Regions from separate parts of the Homo sapiens genome. Here region 1 is linked to region 2. The links are chromatin contacts, found by Hi-C or POLR2A ChIA-PET in ENCODE. All regions are on one chromosome and are shown on one strand. Each heading gives the region's core, a stretch centred on a gene start or an enhancer-like site at or near the end of the contact. The rest is flanking DNA. Distances are from core to core; before and after follow the strand shown. Region 1 holds the start of UBOX5-AS1 (UBOX5 antisense RNA 1). Region 2 holds the start of OXT (oxytocin/neurophysin I prepropeptide).

Region 1 (5,752 bases), core at 2,851-5,350, 35 kb before region 2:
CCAGTAGCAGTGAGGGGGCTGCAGGCTGCAGGGCTGAAGGGAGCAGGAGCTAGGCCCCAGTGGCAGGTGCACTGCAGGCCTCAGCCTTGTCTCTGCTGACCTCCCTTCTCACACTTCCCCAACCTTGGTGCACTGGACCATGTGCTGCTTTTCCTTTTTTTTTTTTTTTCTTTTTTGTAGAGACAGTATCTCACTATGTTGCCCAGGCTGGTCTCGAACTCCTGGCTTCAAGTGATCCTCCTGTCTCAACCTCCCAAAATGCTGGGATTACAGGCTTGAGCCACCCCACTGACCTGCCTTTTCCTTCTCTTGTCGCCTCTCACATTTCTTGCAGTTTATCTTGTCAGAGTGAGCTGTGCCTTGCTCCAGCCTTGGCCACCTATCGCAGGGGAAAGTAAACCTTGCTGGGAGACCAGGAGGAAGGGCCCAGTCCTGCCTGCTGCCCTCAGAAGCCAGCTCTTCTCAAGCATTCGTAGAGGCACTGAGATTTGGTCAAAGATGATAGAGAAGAGGCCTCCCGGGTTCCCAGGCTCCCTCTCCCGCTTCCACTCCCCTACCTGATCAGACTGGGATGGACTCGGGAGGGATGAAGCCAGATGCTGCAGCAGCACGGTGGGAAGGCTCTGCCCCTCAGAGCAGCCTGGACCATGGAGCAGCTTTCCTAACCCTGGCCTGTTTTCCTTCCTGATTTACCAGAGCAGCCTGGGAGCATCCTGGGCCCCGAATGTGCCTCCTGCAAAAGAGTATTTTCTCCCTACTTCAAAAAGGAGCCGGTGTACCAGCTGCCCTGCGGCCACCTCCTGTGCCGACCCTGCCTGGGTGAGAAGCAACGCTCCCTGCCCATGACGTGCACAGCCTGCCAGCGGCCGGTTGCTAGCCAAGACGTGCTGCGGGTCCACTTCTGAGTGACTGACCTCCACTGGAGGAGACCCATTGCTGGGAGGAGCTGAGGGGGAACAGGAGCAGGGCCACAGCACCCCTGAGGTCTGGCCAGGCCCCAGGCACAGAGCTGCCTGCTCCCTCCCGGGGCTCTTCTTCATCACCTCACGGTATAGCACATTGCTTCTGCGCTGGTGGCAATAGGGCAACAAAGCCATAGGCCAGAGGGCGGGGGGATGTCCCTGCCTCCCTGCCACCCCCCCTGCCTGAGCCCAGGACCCACTGGAGCCAGCCCCACCCTAGGCAGGAAGACCCCTGCTGAGGGCCCCCCCGTGCAGTCCGCATACCCCCCTGTCCAGCAGGGCACTGTGGGTGGCTCACCCTAGATTGTGGCCCAGATCTCAGGAGTCTCTGCCTTCAGGGTCATCCAAAAGTGGACCTTGGGAGCAGTGGGGGTGTCTGTGGAGTGCATGACTCAGCCCCCCGACTCGCAGCCTTAATAAAGCGATGGTTGACGTCTGCTGTGGGTTTCCTCCTGGTGGAGTGCCTGTCTGTGTCACACACTCCTGTCGCCCACCTGCACCCACACAAGTGGAGCTCACAGGGTAGCTGTGTGCAGTCACTGCAGCTTGCCAGGCTGTCATTCCTGTCGATGACCTGAAAGGACACAAACTGGAATTTTCAGGTCTGTCCCCTGCATGGGGACTCAGAACCCAGGTTTGCAGGTGGGCATACGTGGTGGGAGGGTGGAGGGCTCCCTCTGGCCAGTGCCAGCTGTGCTCAGCTGGCTTCAGAAACTGCTCCCTGAGGGGGAGCGCAGCGTTTCCTCATGCAGTTGGTTTCAGGAAAAATACTTGTTTATAGGCTGCATCCTTTTTTCAGCCCAACATTTAGCTTTATGGAGTGCCAAAGGGAAAATATATCCATATCCCTACAACTTGGTACTCTATCAGATTCCAGCCACTAGAAGAACCTCAGTGAGAAAACACACCCGCCTTTCCCTGTTCCCTTCTAAGCACGTTTGGGAAGGAACAGCCTAAAGATGCTTTGTAAAGCTGTATTTTACCCTTGAGCTTAGCCGCGGGTCCCTGTGAACCGGCACATTCCTTTCCTTTAGGCCGTCCAGAGCTCTAGTCCACACCCAATACTTTAGAGATCTGGGTTTGGGGTTAGTTGCTTTTTTTTTTTTTTTTTTAATTGAGACAGGGTTGGTCTCTGTTGCCCAAGCTTGAGGGCAGTGGTGCAATCATAACTCATTGCAGCCTCGAACTCCTGGGCTTAAGGGATCCTTCTACCTCAGCCTCCCAGGTAGCAGGAACTATAGGCATGTGCCACCATGCCCAGCTAATTTTTTTATTTTTTGTAGAGACAAGGTCTTGCTATGTTGTCCAGACTGGTCTCAAACTCCTGGGCTCAAGCGATCCTCCCAAAGTGCTTGGATTGCAGGCATGAGCCACTTCGCCTAGCCAAGCCTGCATTTTTTTGAGTTCCTACATCATTTGTCCACAAAGATGGCTTCAGAGAGGTGGTCACATGCTTTGCTCTGCTTCCTCTTGGCACTGACCTTGATGCAGCCTTCACATGAGATTTGAGGGTCCGCATGGATGGCCTGTGCCGCCCTCGCTGGCGAGGCTCCTGTGTGCCCCTGGCTTTCTGGGTCTGTGCCTCTCCAGAATCTTGTCTTACCCTCCGGTGTGCTTGTGTTCTTAGAAAAGCCCCAGCATGGCCGGGCATGGTGGCTCATGCCTATTATCCCAGCACTTTGGGAGGCCAAGGTGGGTGGATCACTTGAGGTCAAGAGTTCGAGACCAGCCTGGCCAACATGGCAAAACCCCATCTCTACTAAAAATACAAAAATTAGCTGGGCATGGTGGTGTGTGCCTGTAATGCCAGCTACTCAGGAGGCTGAGGCATGAGAATCGCTTGAACCGGGGAGGCAGAGGTTGCAGTGAGCCGAGATCTCACCACTGTACTCCAGCCTGGGCGACGGAGTGAGACTCCCTCTCAAAAAAAGAAAAAAGCCCCAGCATGTAGCAAAAGCATTTCTTGGTGAGTGTGGGGGCTGGTGATTCCCACCTTCACCCTGTCATGGTCTCAGGGAACAGCCTGCTTCCCACCAGCAGCTTGACACCCACAGTGTGCTCTGGCTGCTGGGAGCCCATCTCTCGGAGAAACCCTGTCCACCCAACCCCGAGAGCCCTAGCGTGCAGTCAGCGTCAGCACGGCGCTCCCAGATGAGGGCCGGACTGCCTCCCCTTAAGCAGCTGTGTTGGAGGTACTGCCCAGACCGCTGCAGGTCCCTGGGGATCTGCATTTCTAACAGGCTCCTGCCCCCAAGACTGCTCTGGTGGAAAATCCAGCCTGGGAGCCCCTGGAGTGGCAGGCCCTGTCCTGGGTACAGGTGGAGCCACCCCCAGGAGTTGCGTGTGTTTTTCTTAATTGAAAGACTTCCCCCAAAAGGAAGTGGTCTTTTCACTACCCTTGCCAGAAACATGCTAGGCACCACTGGGCTCTGTTTCTGTCCCCTAGAAAATGGGAATAAAATTTCTTTTGCTGTCACCTGGCTCTGAAGGCAGTTTATTTCTCACTAGAGCCTGGACCCAGGCACAGAACAGCTGTAAACACGCAGAGTTTAAGTCCACGGACGGAGAAGACTCAGGACCTCAGAGCCTTGCTGTGGCCCTGCTGCCCTCCAGAGATCTTCCACCCCCTCCATGACCACAGGGTCTGTGGGCACATGTCTCTTCCCCTTCCTGTGACATTGACTCGGCCCTCTGAACGCAGGTCAGGGCCATGGTACCCCTGCGGTTTGGTGGGGGCAAAGGGGCCCAGGCAGCACCATTCTCCAAATCTCTCCTCCCAAGGTGCAAAGGTCTACCCTGTGGCTCTGCCTTTGGCCATTCTCTGTCCTCACTCGCAGGGGCTTGGCTCTCCAGTCGCCCTTCCAGCCCCTGAGTAGGTGGAAGAGAGGTTGGCATCAGAAAAGAAGTAGATGAACCAAATGGCCAGGAAGAAGAACAGCTGCTCACAGTGTTCCATCTCCCTGCAGCTGGGCTGCGAGGCCCCAGAGCACCTGGGGTGTGGGGCTTAGTAGCTTCTCCCAGCCCCACACCTGCCCTGCTTCCCCCGTAGCTCTCCAGCTTGAGGCCTCCCAGCGGCTGGGCACTTTTCCATTCCCCAGGAGATGGGCCTTCTGACGCTCGGTGGCTGTAAGTAGGTCTGCAGACAAAGAGTCCTGCCCTGGAGGAAACCACTTTGCCTGCCCGGCCTCCTGCCTGTGGTATTGTGACATTGTGAGGCTGGGCTGGCTGCCATTGTGATGGCCACTGGGGTGGGAAGCTGCTTCAGGCTGATTTCTCCCCCAGGACTCCTGTGGGCCTTCGTTGAGCAGGTCCTGGCTTCAGAGCTGGCCCCCCCCGGCTAGGCCTGCTGTCACCTCACCTGGCTGCTCAGCGTGTTTGCCAGTGCAGGCTCTTTCCTTCCAGTTCTGGATTGGAAGGGGCAGGGCTGGGTTGTGAATTAGTGAAAACCGCACTGTCCAGTAGAGTAGCCACTAGCCACAGTGGCTATTTAATTAAAAGTAAATGAATTTTTAAACTCGGTTCATTACTCACACCACCTACATTTAAAGTGCTTGATAGTCACATGGGGTTAGTGGCTACTGGGTTTCGGCCATAATCCCAAAAGACACAGTCCCAAAGGCCATAACACCGAATGTTGAAATCCCTAAAGATCAAAATCCCTGAAGTCTAAAATCCCTGATGTCTAATTGAATCCCCAAACCATAAGTGACAGATTTGAAATTAGGTACAATTAAGTCTTCTTAAATTTGGACTTTTGAGATTGTGATTTTTAGGATTTCAGACTTCAGGGATTTTGATCTTTCAGGATTTCAACATTTAGGATTATGGTGATGGGGATCCTGTTTTGGGAGTTATGATCAGCACAGGTGGGTCCTATATTGGACAGCACAGATAGAGACCATTTCCACCATCACCGAAAGTTCTCCTGGACAGTGCTGGGCCAAAATAAGAGCTTGTCGCCCTTCCCTCTTATGAACTGTCACCTGGGAGAGGAGGAAAGCCCCCCCCCCCATGGGGGCAGGAGAGCAAAACAATGGTGTACAAAATCAGACAGGCTTGAACCCCACCTGCCTTCCTCCCCCGCTGGGCAGAAGCGGTGCACCCAGGCTCCACCTGGCTGTAATGCACTCCCTCCCTTGCAGAGAGGTGCCTGAAATGGCTCTGTCTGTGCCAAGAGGGGTGACAAGATCTCCAGAGTGGCACAGGACTAAGGTGAGGACAAAGGAGGAAGACTTGGGAGGGTCAAGTTTATTCCCTCCGGGTTTTCACCAATAATAGGATAACGCTACCCTTAACCCGGCTATCAAGTGAGCACCACACAAACATCTTGATGTTTTCCCTTTCAATGTTTTTCTGTAAAGAAAAAAATATTTCTAGGTATATAGTGTGTGGGTCTGTTGCCTGCTATTTCTAACACTATCTCATGGACATTTGCCTTTGTCGTTAGATACTCTTCTTGTAAAGCTCATTTGTAGGCCGGGCACGGTGGTTTATGCCTGTAATCCCAGCACTTTGGGAGGCCGAGGTAGGTGGATCACCTGAGGTCGAGAGTTTGAGACCTGGCCAACATGGTGAAACCCTGTCTCTACTAAAAAGACAAAAAATTAGCCGGGTGTGGTGGCGCACGTCTGTAATCCCAGCTACTCAGGAGGCTGAGGCAGGAGAATCGCTTGAACCCGGGAGGCAGAGGTTCAAGTGATCTCACTAGCCAGGATCGCACCACTGCACTCCAGCCTGGGCAACAAGAGCAAAACTCCATCTCAAAAAAAAATAAAAATAAAGCTCATTTG
Region 2 (5,209 bases), core at 525-3,024:
TGAATCGCTTGAACCCGGGAGGCAGAGGTTGCAGTGAGGTGAGATTGCATCATTGTACTCCAGCCTGGGCAACAAGAGCGAAACTCGATCTCAAAAAAAAAAAAGATTAAGTTGTTTGAGACCTGTCTCAGATACTTTTGCTTCACCGATAGGAGATAGAGGTTAAGAGCTTCTCTTTGTTCATGTCATTTCTGTGGCCCTGGGCTCTCAAGATCCCCTGTCCGCTTGTGGGGTCCCCAGCCCTGACATGTTTTATTGCACAGGCAGGAGTAGAGCTGCTGGGTCAGACCCAGCCCTGGGGACACCAGGGACGGTCATGCTGGCATTCAAGCCCAGTCCCGGCAGCTTGGGCTCCTCTTCTGAGCGTGCCAGTGGCCTCCTGGGGGCCAGCTCCTTGGAAACATGTTGGCCCTTCAGCTGCTCCCCAGGGCCCCCTCCCCCCAGGCCCGCTCCGCTCCCTCAACTTCTAAGTGTGGCTCAAACCTCCTTTCAGGGGTCAGGAAGCCATTCAGTGTGCACTGCCCGCTTCCTGTGGTCATCCCGCTCAGACCCTTGTCTGTATTTGCTCCCTCATCCTCGTCTTTTTGAATTTTGAAAGATCCCCTGAGGTGCAGCCTGCTGTAGGCCTCAGCCCAGGCTGGGAGCGGGAAGCTGGGGCTGTTTCCACGTCCTCAGAGCCTTTGTGCCCCTCCCTCTTCCAGCCCCTCCAGGGTGGTGGCAGCCAGAACAGCACCCGCTCTGTCCCCTCGGGTAGCCGGGACACGTCTTCCTGGGCCAGCTCTGAGCGCAACAAGCCACAGGTCCAACGCGCGCGATCTTCCAGTCCCACAATGCCCCCTCCCCGTCCCATTTCTGGCACTTAGACACGAGTCAAGGTAGAGGAGAAAAACCTGCTTTATTTTATTTTCACCATTTCTGGGGTGGCTATGGGGGAAGCGAGTGGCGCGCTTCGAGGGTGTTCGGAGCCATCAAGTTTCAGCGCTGGGAGAAGGTGGCTTCCGCGTCGCAGGCAGGGTCGGCGTGGCAGCCGTCTGGAGGAAGAGGTGGAGTCAGGGGAATCCCGGCCGCACCCCCGCCCGCCTCCCCCTGGCCCCGGAGCGCCTTGCCCCGCTCACCCGGGCTGCAGCAGAGGCCCAAGACCGCGCAGCGGCCCCCGCTCCCGCACGCCTTCTGGCCGGACTGGCAGGGCGACGGCAGGTAGTTCTCCTCCTGGCAGCGCAGCGCTTCGGCGGTGCCCACGAAGCAGCCCAGCTCTTCCGCGCAGCAGATATTGGGCCCGAAGCAGCGGCCTTTGCCCCCGGGGCCGCAGGGGAGGCACTGCGGGGACGGGCGGGGTGAGCGGGAGCCGGGGCGGCGCTGGGGACTCGCTCGGAGGACCCTGCGAGGCCGGCCGGGGTGCGCCGGGCAAGGATGCTGGGGTCCGGGGTTCGGAGTTCGGGCGGGACAGCGGGGCTGAGACGCGCTGGGGCGCCGTGGGGGCCTCGACCGCGGTCAAGGGCGGGGCGTCAAAATCCGCTCAGCTCCTGGAGTTCTCAGGCGAGGCCGGAGCGGGGCGCGCCCCTGTGGCTGCGGGTCCCTCCCTCCCCGGAGCGCCGCGGGACCAGGGCTGGGGACTCACCTTGCGCACGTCGAGGTCCGGCGCGGCCCTCTTGCCTCCCAGGGGGCAGTTCTGGATGTAGCAGGCGGAGGTCAGCGCCAGGAGGCCGAGCAGACAGCAAGCGAGGCTGGGGCCGGCCATGGTGCGGGTGCGCTGGGTCCAGGGTCCGTGACTGGTGGCGGTCTCTCCGGCCTGGCCTTTTTATGCCTGGGCATTGCGTCGGTGGAGCTCTGTTTAAGAGGTTGGTAGTATGATTGGTCACAGAGGGTCGCCGTGGGTCAGGCCGAGTGCGTACGGGCTTTCCTCTTCATTAGCAGGGCCTGGGCCGGGGTCAAGGTCACCGCGTTGGCTAATGGTCTGGGCACAGAAGGTGAGGTGCCTTGCGGAAGGGAGCAGGCCGGGGTGGCCTGGGCCACTAGGGTGGGACAGGGAGAATTTGGGGTGGGGTGTGGCCCAGCCGAAGACTTTATCCAGCCTCCCAGTACCTCGAGGAGGGGGGCTGGGGCAGGGAAGGTGGACGCTGGGACCCCTCCAGGTGGGAGGAGGCTCTGGCAGGATCCGCCCACCCTCTTGGCCCACCACGCATGTGGATCATTGTCCCCTCTTTTAGGAACATTTCCTCTTCCTAAACCCAAATTTCCAGAAAACCTCTTCACCCTCACCACACAGCAACACCCACTTCCCTGCACCTGAAACTTGGATAGGAAGAGATCACATCTGTCTCTAATCTGTAACTGATATTCCACCTTTCCTTTCACTATAAATTAGGCAACAAACCACAGCAGAATTAGCAATACCTGTGGCTTTGTCACAAATCAAAATAGAAGATAACTTCCTATCACAGCTGTCACAAATGCCTCTATATACTGTTTAGATTCATTATATCTTCAAAATTATCACAGTTATTGGGCCACGACCAGATCTTGCTATCTAATGGTTAAAGAAGCACGTTTATGACACCATCAAAATGTGTTTTGGCTGGGCGCTGTGGCTCACGCCTGCAATCCCAATACTTTGGGAGTCTGAGGTGGGCAGATCACTTGAGACCAGAAGTTCAAGACCAGCCTAGGCAACATAGCGAGAACCCCCAACTCTACAAAAAATACAAAAATTAGCTGGGCGTGTTGGTGTGCTCCTGTAGTCTCAGCTGCTTGGGAGGCTGAGGCAGGAGTACCGCTTAAGCCTGGGAATTCAAGACTGCAGTGAGCTGTGATCGTACCACTGCACTCCAGCCAGAGTGACAGAGCGAGAGCGAGACCCTGTCTCAAAAAAAAAAAAAGTGTTTTAACATTTTGATATCTGAATATAAATATATATATTTTTTTCTTGAGACGGAGTCTCGCTCTGTCGCCCAGGCTGGAGTGCAATGGCGGGCGCCATCTTGGCTCACTGCAACCTCCACCTCCTGGTTTCAAGCGATTCTCCTGTCTCAGCCTCCCAAGTAGCTTGGATTACAGACATGCACCACCACGCCTGGCTAATTTGTGTATTTTCAGTAAAGACGGGGGTTTCACCATGTTGACCAGGCTGGTCTCGAACTCCTGACCTCAGGTGATCCACCCGCCTCAGCCTCCCAAAGTGCTAGGATTACAGGCTTGAGCTGCTGTGCCTGGCCCTGTAATTGGTTTCTTTTGTAATTCTATTTCTCTCATTTTCGACATTAAAATTTTTTTTGGCTGGGCGTGGTGGTTGACCAACCTGGCCAACATGGTGAAACCCCATCTCTACTAAAAATATAAAAATACAAAAATTAGCTGGGCGTGAGGTAGGCACCTGTAATCACAGCTATTCAGGAGGCTGAGGCAGGAGAATCAGTTGAACCCAGGAGGCGGAGGTTGCAGTGAGCCAAGATCATGCCACTGCACTCCAGCCTAGGTGATAGAGCGAGACTCCGTCTCAAAAAAATAAAAATTTTTTTTTTTGCATTTTTAATATATCTCAAAAGGAAAATAATTAAAAGAAAAGATGGATTACCCCAGTGGGAGAGGTATTGGTAGATATCATGAACAAGAAAGGAAAGGCGCTGCTCAACTCTCCCTTTGTGAAAGCACCTGCCACCCAGCTGCTGGGAGTGCCCTCTGCAGGTGGCCCTCAGGGGTAGCTCCTCGAGAGCCTGCTTCAGCTGCAGAGAGCTGCCTGGCTCAGGGTCACACCCTTCCCAGGTGGCCCGCATCCAATGACTGGTCCATTTTGGCCCAAATGCAGGATAACTCTGAAGGAGCATTTTGGCTCCAGAGCTCCCTATGGGGTCAGCTGTGGTCTGCATAGCAGTTCTCCCTCTGCTCACTCCTATTTTTGACCCCTCCCTCCCAAAGGTGTGGGTCCCCAGGGCCTTCTGTAATAAAAACCCCCTTTGTGAAACCATCTCCGTCTGCTCTCTAGGGAACCCAACCTGTAGGGAACCCAACCTGAGGCAGAATGGAAGAAATGAGAAGCACTGTGAGAGACCAGCCTCACTGGTGGGCCAGTCCCCGACCCCTGGGAGAAGAGAACGGGACAGCTCCAGACTCTCCTGCCCTCTTGTTGAGGAAGGTGAAGAGGCTGATGGGGCCAAGCAGGTCACAGAGCTCATCTGACCCTAGTCACTGGCATGAGTCACTGGCATGAGCTGTCCAGCACCCAGGAGCCGGTCAGGCTGACCTGCATTACAAATCAGCAGCCAGTCCTCTCTCACCCAGATTAGCTTATTGGCATTCAGGGCCTAGAAGTCCAAGGGCCTGACCCAGCAGTGGCCCAGAGAGGTCTCTCACCTGCTCTGTGGGCACGATGACCTCACTTAAGCTAACACATGTGCATAAATTACCATAGTATTATGTCCCCCAGATGGGCTGCATCCCTTCACCTGTTCAACAACCCCTCTTCTGAAGATGCTCCGGGTCCCATTACAAATGCCTGGAAACAGCAGCAACAAAACACAAAAACCTCTGCCCTCATGGGGCTTATATTCTAGTGGAGGAAGAGAGATGTTAAACAATAAACACATTTCAGTTAGTTAGGAAACAAGTATAAACAATAAACATACTTCAGTAACAACATACATATTGCAGTAGATTAGTAAGTGCTACAGAGATAAAAGGGAGGCCTGTTGCGATTTCACCGAGGGTGGTCAGTGTAGACTTCTTTGTGAAGAAGAGAAAATAAACCATGCAGATATCTGAGGGGACATTGGTTTTCTGTTGCTGTGTAACAAATTACCACAGGCCAGGCACGGTGGCTTGTGCCTGTAATCCCAGCACTTTGGGAGTCTGAAGCGAGAGGATCACTTAAGCCCAGGAATTAGAGACCAGCCTGGGCAACATAGGGAGACCCAGGCTCTATAAAATGTTTTTAAAAAATTAGCTGGGTTTGTTGGCATGCACCTGCAGTCCCAGCTACTTGGGAGGCTGAGACAGGAAGATCACTTGAGCCCAGGAGTTCGAGGCTGCAGTGAACTAGGATGATGCCACTGCACTCCAGCCTAGGCGACGGAGCGTGACTCTGTCTCAAAACGAAAACAAAAACACAAAAGCTACCACAATTTGGCAGCTTAAAACAACATTTGCTTATTACATTGGGCCAGGCATGGCTTAGCTGGGTCTTTTGCTCTGGGGCTACGATCAGGGTGTCAGCCAG

What was found. A loop is a pair of places that touch in the nucleus more often than their neighbours do. ChIA-PET counts read pairs that join two places held with the same protein, here RNA polymerase II (POLR2A). Pooled maps may share reads with other maps.
Region 1: a map of K562 shows a loop between it and region 2 (4-fold over the local background). The contact joins the promoter of UBOX5-AS1 here to the promoter of OXT in region 2. A Hi-C loop is called at or near these places in 103 of 168 maps with a recorded cell type or tissue (A673, B cell, CD14-positive monocyte and 59 more), 37 of 37 single-sample maps with no recorded cell type and 48 of 50 pooled maps. POLR2A ChIA-PET finds 5 or more read pairs at or near these places in 22 of 52 experiments (AG04449, AG04450, B cell and 18 more).

What each region holds. Positions count from the first base shown.
Region 1 is chr20:3,105,259-3,111,010 of GRCh38, reverse strand. It overlaps UBOX5-AS1 (UBOX5 antisense RNA 1), which reads right to left and starts at 4,100. Exons shown (of 7, transcript NR_038395.1): 1 at 3,440-4,100; 2 at 1,261-1,536; 3 at 558-733; 4 at 294-379. UBOX5 (U-box domain containing 5) reads left to right here. Exons shown (of 5, transcript NM_014948.4): 5 at 697-3,438. The coding sequence ends at 905.
Region 2 is chr20:3,068,185-3,073,393 of GRCh38, reverse strand. OXT (oxytocin/neurophysin I prepropeptide) reads right to left here and starts at 1,774. Exons shown (of 3, transcript NM_000915.4): 1 at 1,619-1,774; 2 at 1,116-1,317; 3 at 877-1,031. The coding sequence starts at 1,738. The coding sequence ends at 976. LOC101929098 (a long non-coding RNA gene) reads left to right here and starts at 1,095. Exons shown (of 2, transcript XR_430278.4): 1 at 1,095-1,197; 2 at 3,980-4,760. RefSeq lists an enhancer at 1-523 and a silencer at 999-1,108.